2 separate regions of the Homo sapiens genome follow, and region 1 is linked to region 2. The links are chromatin contacts, found by Hi-C or POLR2A ChIA-PET in ENCODE. All regions are on one chromosome and are shown on one strand. Each heading gives the region's core, a stretch centred on a gene start or an enhancer-like site at or near the end of the contact. The rest is flanking DNA. Distances are from core to core; before and after follow the strand shown.

Region 1 (5,740 bases), core at 434-2,933, 96 kb after region 2:
AGAATTTTCCAGAAGACATTTGAGATGTTAGAGGGAAGATGTGTGTAACAGGTCCAAATGGGTCTAGGGAGAAACGCCCATAAAGGCAACTGAGGAGGCCGGGCGCAGTGGGTCACGCCTGTAATCCCAGCACTTTGGGAAGCCAAGGCCGGCGGATCACAAGGTCAGGAGTTAGAGACCAGCCTGACCAACATGGTGAAACCCCATCTCTACTAAAAATACAAAAATTAGCCGGGTGTGGTGGAGGGTACCTGTAGTCCCAGCTACTTGGGAGGCTGAGACAGAAGAATCGCTTGAACCCAGGAGGCGGAGGTTGCAGTGAGCTGAGATTGTGCCACTGCACTCCAGCCTGGGCGGCAAGAGTGAAACTCCGTCTCAAAAAAAAGGGCAACTAAGGAGCAACCCGGATTCAGCCACCACATGGCTGGAAGGTCACTATTACAGAATTGAAAGGACAACAATAGTTTCTGACCACTGACTACTGACCACCAACCATATTGCAAGCTGACCACATGAAGTCCCTACCACACATCTAACTCATTTAATCTTCACAAGGTCTCTGTGAGGCAGGAATTATTACCTCTGCTTTACAGATGAGGGGGACCATATTCAGAAAGGCTACGAAACGTGACTAGGGTCATACAGCTGGTACTTGTTAGAGCCAAGATTTGAATCCATCCCTATCCGACTTCCAAAGCCTGTGTTCTTGTCACCTTCCAGCCCACCTGGCCTCTACACATGTGCTATGAAATCCTCCTGGTGCCTGCAAAGAAATTTATGGTGAAACCTCCAAATTGAAGCTTATTTTTTTAGTTTATATACCTCCCACTCAGGATAAATAGTCATCAAAATCTCCAAAGTAAAAAAGAAAGAGTGAGGGAAAAAATGGCTAAAATCTTCTGATCACAAGCCCATCTGGGATCTTTCAGATGCTGAAAATTCCAGAAGGCTGGATCGTCAAGTTTCAGCTTAGAAGTTGCAATCAGAAATCTTTATTGAAATAAGTTTATTTCCCCCCGAGGACTCTGCTGGTATAACAGATGAGAGATGAGAGTGCCTACTAGGGAAGAAAGTGGCGAGAAAGCGAGTGATGCTACTCTATCCGGGAATCTAGAACAAACCCACAGAGGATCCACAGGGATGGAGTGTGTGTATGGGGAGGTGGGCCAGATGAAACAAGAAAGGCAGAAAGCTAATGGTTGTTGAAATTGAATGATGGACACTTGGAGTTCATTGTGCCAGTCTATCTGCTTCTCTGTGTGTTTGAAAATTTCACACATGTACACAAAGCCATGACCCTCCAACAAGATGACATCCTTAGATGTTAATGGCCTGGGTTCCATGCCTTCTTAGACACAGCACCCTTATGGGGAGAGGTCAAGGCTGAAATCAGGTGGTTCCTCCACCCTGTCCTGGTCTGTTCCCTGCTGGCCCCTCAGCAAGGGTCTCAGTACGGCCCACAGTCAAAACCCTGCAGCAAGTTCTGCTTTTATAGAAGACCTTCTGTAAGTGGTTGAAACTACTGTTTTTCAGAATCAGGAAGGAGCATTCAAAAGACTGCTAAACCCTCAAACGAGAACAAGATAAAGAACAGGCTGAATCAGCATGCGACAGGAGCCTGGTTAGTGAGTTGACTGAGGTTACTTGTGAGAATGATGTCACTGTGTGGAATAAGGAAGCTGGCAACACCCCAGAGCCAGCGTGTGGCTGTGCTGGGAGGGAGCTGGCCCCTTAGTGCCGAGTAAAGGACAAACTCCAGGCAGATATTTGTCAGATTGTGGCCAGACACAGTCTTGTTCCTTTAACACTTTAAAGGACAAATGGAAAGATTAGCCAAGCCCTAATCATCTGAAGAAGCCATGTGTCTGAGAAGTCTGAGGGAAGATATATTGAAAACGATCTCAGTTACGATGAGACAGCTTTGTTTGATTTACGCAAAGGCAGAGACACAGGTGTACTACATCCTTCAGGAAGCAAGTTTAGAAATAAGATCTGCAAGTCATAGGATGTGACAGGTCTGCAAATCCTGCAAGTCACAGGTCATCCACAGTGGGCTAGTCTAGCTGCTTCAAGAATGTTGCCCACGAAAGGTGGGTCATGGGTTCACAGAGCATTCCTGTGTTCCATAACCACAGGTTTCATCCCTAACTCTGGTCAGCAACTTTTGAAGTATATACCAAGGACCACAAGTTCAAGGAAGTGGGCAGAAGAAAGAATGTGATGCAGTCATGCAGATCCATCGCCACTATTCAAGACACAGCCCAGAGCGCCTTCCAAGGGCTTTCTGTTCCACTGAGAATAAAATTCAAATCCTCACAAAAGATCTCAGGGTGCAACAGGACTACCTGGCCTCTGCTCATCTCTGTTCACTCATTTCCTCCTGGCCCACCTGCTCTAGCAATGTTCCTTGAACTCACCAAGCTCATTTCCACTTTAGGACCTTTGCACCTGCAGCTCGCTCTTGCTTTGATACTATTCCCTAAGTCTTTGCATGATTACACAGATCAAACAGATCTCAGACCAAAGGTCGTCTTCTCAGGCCTTTCCAGACCATTCTAGCTAAAGTAGCATCCCCAGTCACTTTCTATTATATCTTGTTTTCTTTTTTATATCACTTGTTACTATCTGATGTTATTATTTATTTGATTGCTTTTTAGTGAACTGTCTCTCTCCAGTAGAATGTAAGCTCCATGAGGGCAGATTCTGGACTGTCTGGCTCACCGCTGCACCCACGGAACCTAGGATAAGGAATACCTCTTGATGAATAAATAACCCTCTGGATAGGTCAGTAGCTACTTTCATATATATATGAAGGCATTTTTTTTGATGAGGCACTTTTTCTTAATATATGAATAAGCAAAAAAATATAGTATCTATATTCAGTAAAAAATTATTTTGAAAAAACTAAAATGATATAAGGTTGGGGCTGTCCTGGAGAATCTAAGGTATCTAGTCATCATATATATGAAATTCAACTTTTCCATTGTTTGATAAATGTTCCTGATGACTCATGTGTCTTTAGCACTAGTTTATCTGTCAAATGGTCACTGGTAAGAGAAAGAGCGCTCGCTGTGAAGGGATGGGATTCCTGAATGGGGATCTGGATACACAGCTGGGTTTGTGTGTTCATGCATGTGCACAAGCACCTGCAGCTCAGAATCTACAACCAACAGCTCTTAGAGTCAGTGTGGCCTTGGTATACTTTGTTTTGTATCCTTTAGGGGTGTGTGTCTCCAACTTTAACGTACAAGTCAATCACCTGGGGATCTTCTTAAAATGCAGATTCCAATTCCAGGGTGGGGTCTGAGATTTTATATTTCTAATTAGCGCTTACTCAGGTGACATCTGTGCTGCTGGCCAGAGGCTCACACTTTGGCAAATCTCTAGTACTGCAAAATTGCCGTCTGAGAAACATGCCTCCAGATTAGCTAAGAAAGGAAGCGCTAACCACAGGGGACTTGGTCCCCAAGACCCAAAAATATAGAGAACCTAATTTCAAACAAGCAGAAAGGAACTTCTCTGGAAAGAGACGACTCAGCTTTCTTCATTTGTAATAAACCAAATCTGTAAACACTTAAAATGGAATCATTTCTAAATGCTGACTTGTGTGCGGATCTGGGACACTGTTTAATTCCAGTATGGGACTGTAAAATACATATTCTTTTACAAGTTTCACATTTACAACTCTTGGGACATGAGAAAGGAGAAAGCTTTGCCAATTCTGTGTAGCAATGGAACTAACATGGACCAATTTCCCCCATCTAATTGTCTTGCTCCAGGTATAAAACTAGTTGTTTTTTTTTTTCTGGTTTCTCCTTTGAAAGTTTCCCATCCTTACTACCAACCCCACAACCCCCAGCCCCCTAGTCCAGGCTCCAGGGAGGAGCTCAAGCTGATGGGTGAGCCTCTGATATAATTGTTCTGGTGAGTGATGAGCCTGTTGTGACCTTCTCCCACTTGGCTGCTGACCACGTGAGAGGGCAGGGCTGGTCCAGAGTCCTCACCCGACCTGAGCGTCCAACTGCAACTGTATGTTCCGGCAGCTTTAATAGGACTCTGTGCTGCCCGTATTATTCATAGCAGTTGTTAATGTGCCTCTCTCCTTGGGATCCTGGGGTGACTGAAGGGCAGGACTGGGCATTCCTGTGTCCTTTAGCAACCTTCCAATAGCAATGACTGGACATGATCCATCATTGTCCACAGCAACCTCCCTCCCAGTACACAAAAATGTCAGAAAGCAAACCTGGCTTTTTTCCTCCAGTTTTTTGTGTTCCTTAAGAATCTGCTCCACGTGCATCACGCTGTCTCCAATGCCTGTAAACTCTGCTTGCTCTTCCAGCAAATTATCCAGGGCAAGCTTAGCCTACAAGAAACATTAGAACAGTCCAGAAGTAAACCAACACTCACTCACCTGAAGGTATAGGTTTGTTATGCTTCAAGAAAACTCAAAATTCCAAAAAGGATTCAAGACTTGTATATATCTATATATGTTAAAAATTTTTTTTTTGCAGCTCACTAACTTTCAAATTAAGCTGGGGGTGCAGAATTCACCTGTAGCTGAACTATTAGAACTATATTCAACAGATAATCAATCAAAAAGGAAGACAGCTGGGTCCAGTGGCTCATGCCTATAATCACAGCACTTTGGGAGGCTGAGGCAGGAGGATTGTTTGTGCTTGGAAGTTCGAGGCCAGCCTGGGCAACATAGGGAGACCTCGTCTCTGCAAAAATATTTAAAAATTATCTGGGCCGGGCGCAGTGGCTCACGCCTGTAATCCCAGCACTTTGGGAGACCGAGGCAGGTAGGTCACAGAGGTCAGGAGATTGAGACCATCCTGGCTAACACAGTGAAACCCCATCTCTACCAAAAATACAAAAAATTAGCTGAGTGTGGTGGTGGGCACCTGTAGTCCCAGCTACTCAGGAGGCTGAGGCAGGAGAATCGCTTGAACCTGGGAGGCGGAGGTTGCAGTGAGCTGAGATCGCGCCATTGCACTCCAGCCTGGGCAACAGAGTGAGACTCCAACTCAAAAAAAAAATTACCGGGTGTGATGGTGGGGCATGCCTGTAATTCCAGCTACTTGGGAGGCTGAGGTGGGAGGATAGCTTGAGCCCAGAAGATCAAAGCTGCAGTGAGCCATGATCACACCACTGCACTCCGGCCGGAGTGACAGAGCAAGACCCTGTTTCAAAAAAAAAAGGAAGATAAACCATCACTGAAATGCCATGTACATCAACAGGTAAATGGGATTCTAGAACAGTTTGACTCCACTGAAAAAGTGAGAAGGGGGTTGGAGGGGGTGGTCTGTAAAGAAGCAAGGAGATAAGGAGAAAGCTGGATTAGGGAAAAGAGGGAAACCCCATACCAAAGAGTGAGGAGGGAGAGAAAACCAGAGGTCCCGGTACCAGAAAAGAAAGTTACAGTAAACAAGAAAAGAATACCTTACAAAAATCGTGCTCAAAATGCTGTAGTTGTAGGCACTGGTTAAGCTTCAGATGATGCTCAGACCAAAAGTGACTAAAGGCTTTTTCTGTTTCATCCAGTTGAACTAATAACCTTTCAAGAAAGAATGAGAAAGTGATGTTAGGTTAGCATTCATTTCCACAGGCATCCATATAGGCCTATGGCTAGAACACCTGTGTCTTCGGTCAGTGGTGTCAATTGTGACCATCTCATTATTATGAAAGCATGTGTCACCTATGCCTTTCTTCTGGCTCAGCAGGCTTTGCACCTTTCATT
Region 2 (5,960 bases), core at 2,058-4,557:
CATCTGTGTGTTCCATCTGCATCCTAACTTCTGCTTCAGGTATATGAGGACCTGAGAAAATGAAGCTTGTTCTGAAAAGAGAAAGTTTACTGTGATCTAATCTTCACAACATTGTAATGGAAATAGTAACTGCATTCAACTCTGAGTTTTTCAGAGTGAGTCAACAGTGCCAAGATAATACCAAATGACAGATTTTTAAGAAGTCTGTTTGACTCTAGGCATAAACTGTGATGCCCCTGTCTCCACCAGCAAGGCTGCCTTTGTCATATGTCTGGTTGAAAGTCCAAATGAGATGACCCTGCCTTCTCTGAGCTCTCTTCAAAAGACAGTGGACCAAGATGAGCTGGGAGCGAGGCATTTTATCTGGTATTTTTCAAAACTTCGATTGCTTAAAGCAGATAAGAATTCATTTCCCTGAATAAAAACACCAAAAGGAACAAATTATTTGAAGGGGACCAAGACAAAGAAATCTCCCTAAGTGACCTCTAGCTGAGATCAATCCCTATGATTTCTGAGTTAATACTGGAAATATGTACTTCATTCATAATTGATTGGGCATTTTTATAATTTATTGTTTATATGTTGGGCAAACTCTAGGTATCTTTTTTAAAAAGGAATTGACTTTACTTCTGAAACATTAAAAGAAAAACTTCAAGAGCAATAAACTCTAGTCATTTCTATGGTGTCTATGGCGTTATTTCCTATGTTAATTTTCTATTTTCTTCTTTGGAAAATTTACATATGTAGACTGTGGTGAATAAAACCCTCAAACTCCCAGCCACGAGGCCTTCTTTCCTAAAAGCCAATGCTCCTGTTCTGTGTTAACAGTTCACCACATTCCAAAACAGAAGGGTGGATAGGTCCATGAGGACCCTGGAGAATTTTTTCACTCTATCTGCATCCATCAAGGACCCACTCAAATGTAATCACTACAGACCTTAGTGACTGCTTTTTCCTTTAAATCCATTCAATTCATAATCAATATCGACATAAATAGTGCAGGAAATATGTTTTAGTAAAGGCAACTGGTAGAAGTAGATACTTAATATTTGCCACATAAACAAATGTTATCAGCACAGGTTGAGCATCCATAATTTAAAAAATCTGAAATCCTCCAAAATCTGGAACTTTCTGAGAACCAGTATGACACTGGAGGTGAAAAATTCCATACCTGACCACATGTGATGGGTGGCAGTCAAAACACAGTCAAAATTTTGCTTCACGCACAAAATTATTTTTTATTTTTTATTTTTTTGAGACGGAGTCTTACTCTGTTGCCAAGGCTGCAGTAGAGTGGCACGACCTTGGCTCACCGCAACCTCTGTCTCCTGAGTTCAAGGGACTCTCCTGCCTCATCCTCCCGAGTAGCTTGGATTACAGGCGTGCATTACCATGCCCGGCTAATTTTTGTATTTTTAGTAGAGCCAGGGTTTCAGCATGTTGGCCAGGCTGGTCTCGAACTCCTGACCTCTGGTGATCTGCCCACCTCAGCCTCCCAAAGTGCTGGGATTACAGGCATAAGCCACTGCTCCCGGCCTTCATGCACTAAATTATTTAAAATATGTAAAATTACCTTCAGTCTATGTGTATAAGGTGTCATGAAACATAAATGAATTTCGTGTTTACACTTGGGTTCCATCTGCAACATAACTCAGTACGTATGCAAATACTCCAATCCTCCCCTAAAAAAAAAAAAACTCCAAAACACTTTTGGCCTCAAGCATTTTGGCTAAGGGATATTCAAACTTGTAGTTTCTATCTTACAATGTATTCACTCTCTACCTCATTTTAAACATTCGACGCATCTTACAGAAATATATACAGTATAGACAGATAGAAAATAACCGAGGGAATTAAGGTGAAGAAAAAATAAAGAAGTTGGGAGCTTGGCGCCTGCCTGTAGTCGCAACTACTTGGGAGGCTGAGGCAGGAGGATCACTTGAGTCCAGGAGTTTGAGGCCAGCCTGGGCAACATAGGGAGATCACCATCCCTAAATATAAAGACAATAAATCAGATGAACTGTTCCAGAAGGTGTAGAAGATAAAAGAAAAGATGAAGAGGTTATATGTAAAATGCATATAATAAAGCCATTTAAACTTGATGTAAACTTGGCTCTGACTTTCTAATAGCAATACAGAGGGAAACATGGTGAGTGGTACGATTTATTATGTCTGAAGACATACACAAACCGGTTGTTCAGGAAAAGCACAGCTATTCCTACTAAGACATAAGAAACATTTCTCCCAGTGATATGTTGTCACTGAGCAACATCCTCAACCACGCCCTATGATAGAAAGAGGAACATGTTTTAGGTAAAGCTGCTTGTAAGAACACATTTGGTCAGTGTGGAGGCTCAGCTGTCAAAGTAATTCTAGAAGAGGCTAGGATGATAGGGGAAGGGGGAATAAGTCGAGGTGTACACTCTCTAATGACTTGTGAAGATGGGGTGACGTGAGTTAAGGCATCCACAAGGCTATTGTAGAGGAAACAGCCCCAACCAGAAATGCTGAAGAGGCAGCCTCAGGCAGCAAGGTTTGTGCTTTATTACCTCTGAACTTTCCTCATCACCCCATCCACAGCCATGCTGCTGCACCTTCATAGGCAAGTAATCAGAGGATGTGAATCCAGAGAGGTACCAGCAGCTGACCATAGGGCCCCCAGCATAAAAACAATGTGCCAGGGTTGGGGGTTGGCAATGTGATCTCTCCCTGAACTGAAGAAAACAGGAGGAAGTGGTGACCAGCAGGAGACGGGGCTGTGAGATGCTTTAGGGGAAAGCAGGCAGTGGAATAAACGAGAAGGAAACAGAACTATGAAGAAGGTGAGTCATTAGAAATTATGAGGAAGAGGAAGAAACTGACGGAAGGGAAAAAAACAGTCAGTAGGTGGTAAGAGGGGGGGCGAGCAGGCATGTGGGTGCACTTGACATATACAGGCGGGTCACACAGGTAAGAACCCCGGCTCCCTCCCCAGGCCCAGGCCCCAGAGGTGCTGTGGATCCTGGGTTTGCTCAGTTCCCATCTCCGCGAACTTGGCTTTGCCATCGTGACTTCTTGAGAAGCTGCAGGTCAGCTTTCCAGTAAGCCCATTATTACTGGAAGTGACTCGGGGGGAGTCGCTGGGTCTTTCAAGTCTGGCAGAAACATATGGGCACATATCCTCTGGGTCATGTTGCACAAATGTTCTCAGGACCACACATATGACGGTATTGCCCATCTCCACGCCCAAGGTCCGATCTCCAGCGGGTGAGCACATGCCCTACACGGTGCTGACCAAGGGCAGGCACACACACTGTTCACTGTGCTGTGTGGAGCTGCTCCGCCTCCAACAGGAAGCTGCAGGGACATTCCCTGAGCAGGAGCAAGAATGACCTTTTCCGTCACGTGTACCTTTTCTTTCCAACTAGACTGTAGTTGATCTCAAGGTCGGAGACCACGTTGCACAACCTCTTTCAGATACGTGTTCACCAGTATTTATTTATTTATTGGCATTCCCTAGTATTTATTTATTTATTGGCATTTAGTGGTGCTTGGGAGTAGGGGACAGGAAACAAAATACTCATCACTGTGAGGGAATATTGATTTATCCAAGGAGTTCATTCAGCGACGCCCCTGTACTGGGTTGAATAGTGTTCCCCCAAAAACTCATGTCTATGAGACCCTCAAAATATGATCTTATTCGGAAAGAGGGTCTTTGCAGATACAATTGGTTAAGATGGGGTTGCCCTGGGTTAGGATGGGTCCAAATCCAATGACTGGTATCCTTATAAAAAAAGAAAACAAAGAAATGGAGACGCACGCTGAGGGAACAGCCATGCAAAGGCAGAGGCAGAAATTGGAGTGGCACAGCTGTCAGCCAAGGAACTCCAAGAATTGCCGGCAGTCACCAGAAGCTCAGACGAGGTAAGGAAGGATTCTTCCTGAGAGCCCTCAGAGGGAACGTGGGCCTGCTCTCACCTTGCCTTTGGACGTCTAGCCGTCAAAACTGTGAGGGAATAAATTTCTGTTGTTTTAAGTCACGTACTTTGTGGTTCCTTGCGACATCAGCCCTAGGAAACGAATATACTTCCAACTGTTTTCCACCAGTAACAAAGAAGTGTGGCCATGTCACACGGTGTGTGGAAGAACCTGATGGTTGTGAACTCAGAGATGGAACATAGCGGCTACCTCAAATGAGCGAGCGATAAGTTAGATGGCCTCCTCTGTACAAGAAGTGATAGCAAAATCAATTAGTAAATGCTACCACTTTCACACCTGGGCATTCTGCAGGTAAGAGCCCCGATACAAGGATTTCAAATGTGACTACATTGGCCAAATGAAGAGTCTGGCTGAGAGAGTGAATCTAGGGAAGCTGGCCTCAGCAAGAGCTTCTTTTGGGTGCCCGTGTTTCCATTCCAGGTAGTAAGAGTTAATATGACTGTCACAAACTTACTGCACAAAGAAGCAGGAAACATCTGTATAAATGCGTCCACACAGAGCCTGAGTCCAGAAATGAAAAGCAGAAGCTGTGGGAGCCTGTGATTACAATAGTCAGGGGCAAAGAGGTATCTTCCTTTCCAGCTTGAGCAGGTCCCCATATAACGTACCACTAGGGCTGTTTATTCGGCATCTGTTGGGCGCCAGGCACAGTGCTTGGTGCCTTACCCATCATTTAATTCTCACTTACTCCCGGCAACCGCCTGTAATATAGGTATTGTGGGGGGGTGGGGGGGGTGGGGGGGTGGGGAATGAAGAAGATACTTTGCCTGGGTCACTAGGATTATTTACTTAGCCCTATCTCTGCAGCTAACACTGTGGTAAGGAAAGAGGAAACTGAAATAGAAATAAAATCCTGGCCCTAGCTCACAATGAACTTACAATACAAGTACATCCTTTAGTGGTTTATATAAATTTGTTCCAAAAAGGAAGACTGTTTCATTCAATCTTTACAAGTCAACTTTGGAACTTATCCCTGGCAAGTCAGAATTTAAATGCATCTCTAATATGCATTGGATTTGAAAAAAAAAAAAACTTTTGTTTTTTTTTTGCAAATAGATAGAAGTAAATTATAACTCAGTGTTCCACAAAACAAACTTGTTTGGAAAAGAATTTTAAACTTCTGTGATTAAATTAGACCCAGGACTAATTGAGTACACAGAAAAACAAGAAAATATAAATATCAGAAGGGATTTTTTTCTAGTTGCTTTCTAGTTGTTTAATTGTGATAATTTAATTATCACATTCAATTTCTTTCCTTTATAAAACCAGGTTAATATTAAATTTCAAGCAGAGAAACTAAGAGGTTAAACTGGACTCAGCCATGCATATAGCTGTAATTTATTACAGGTGATCATAAACACCTGTAATAAAACTCTACAAAATGGAGACAAAGAATCTCAGAATCATTTGAGCTGAGTTAGAGGCAGTTGTCAGTCAATTCTAATCAGAAACAGATAAAGAGTGGAATAGCACCCTGATAGGGAATGAACAAGAAATAGTCCAAGGTGACAGCCATGTAATCTTGAGTGAGTTAACTCTTCTTTCCATGGATCTTCTTTTGAATCAGAAGGTTGAAAATTCCAATATCTACTCCTCCATAATTCAACAGGATTATACAAAACTGTCAGGAGAAATTAGCTGATGTATTAGATGTAAAAGTAAGTTAAGTCTTAGTAGAAAAGGTACCAAAAAGCATCTGGCAGAGGCACAATTCTGAGGACACATGGTCAAAAAAGGTCCTTTGCTTTTTGCGTGTAAAATCTCCAAATTCTGTAAGCTGGTTCATCCTATTTGCATGCAAACTGGCTGGGAATGAAATTAGGGCAGAATGTTATTTGCTCATGTTTTAACCATTCTTTTCTCACAGCCTCCTCCTCCTATGTTATTTACACTGTTTCCTGCCCTGTGTATTGTTTCCAGGACATTCATTAGATTCAGGGAAATGAAATTTAATAGGGATGTCTAATACGTAATTCAAGATT

The links. A loop is a pair of places that touch in the nucleus more often than their neighbours do. ChIA-PET counts read pairs that join two places held with the same protein, here RNA polymerase II (POLR2A). Pooled maps may share reads with other maps.
Region 1: a map of CD14-positive monocyte shows a loop between it and region 2 (2.2-fold over the local background). The contact joins two enhancer-like sites. A Hi-C loop is called at or near these places in 3 of 168 maps with a recorded cell type or tissue (CD14-positive monocyte and endothelial cell of hepatic sinusoid) and 5 of 50 pooled maps. POLR2A ChIA-PET finds 5 or more read pairs at or near these places in 2 of 52 experiments (PC-9 and activated CD4-positive, alpha-beta T cell).

What each region holds. Positions count from the first base shown.
Region 1 is chr3:183,305,473-183,311,212 of GRCh38, forward strand. It overlaps MCF2L2 (MCF.2 cell line derived transforming sequence-like 2), which reads right to left. Exons shown (of 30, transcript NM_015078.4): 9 at 5,443-5,557; 10 at 4,244-4,363. Among named protein-coding and RNA genes, the nearest start is that of B3GNT5, 55 kb to the left of the region's middle. Within about 2 kb of position 1,684, at least 17 of the 41 ENCODE cell types and tissues checked have a DNase peak (open chromatin) inside an H3K27ac peak, as active enhancers do; they include CD14-positive monocyte, where a contact is called at or near this core.
Region 2 is chr3:183,208,252-183,214,211 of GRCh38, forward strand. All of the region lies in intron 22 of MCF2L2 (MCF.2 cell line derived transforming sequence-like 2), which reads right to left. Among named protein-coding and RNA genes, the nearest start is that of B3GNT5, 42 kb to the right of the region's middle. Within about 2 kb of position 3,308, at least 13 of the 41 ENCODE cell types and tissues checked have a DNase peak (open chromatin) inside an H3K27ac peak, as active enhancers do; they include CD14-positive monocyte, where a contact is called at or near this core.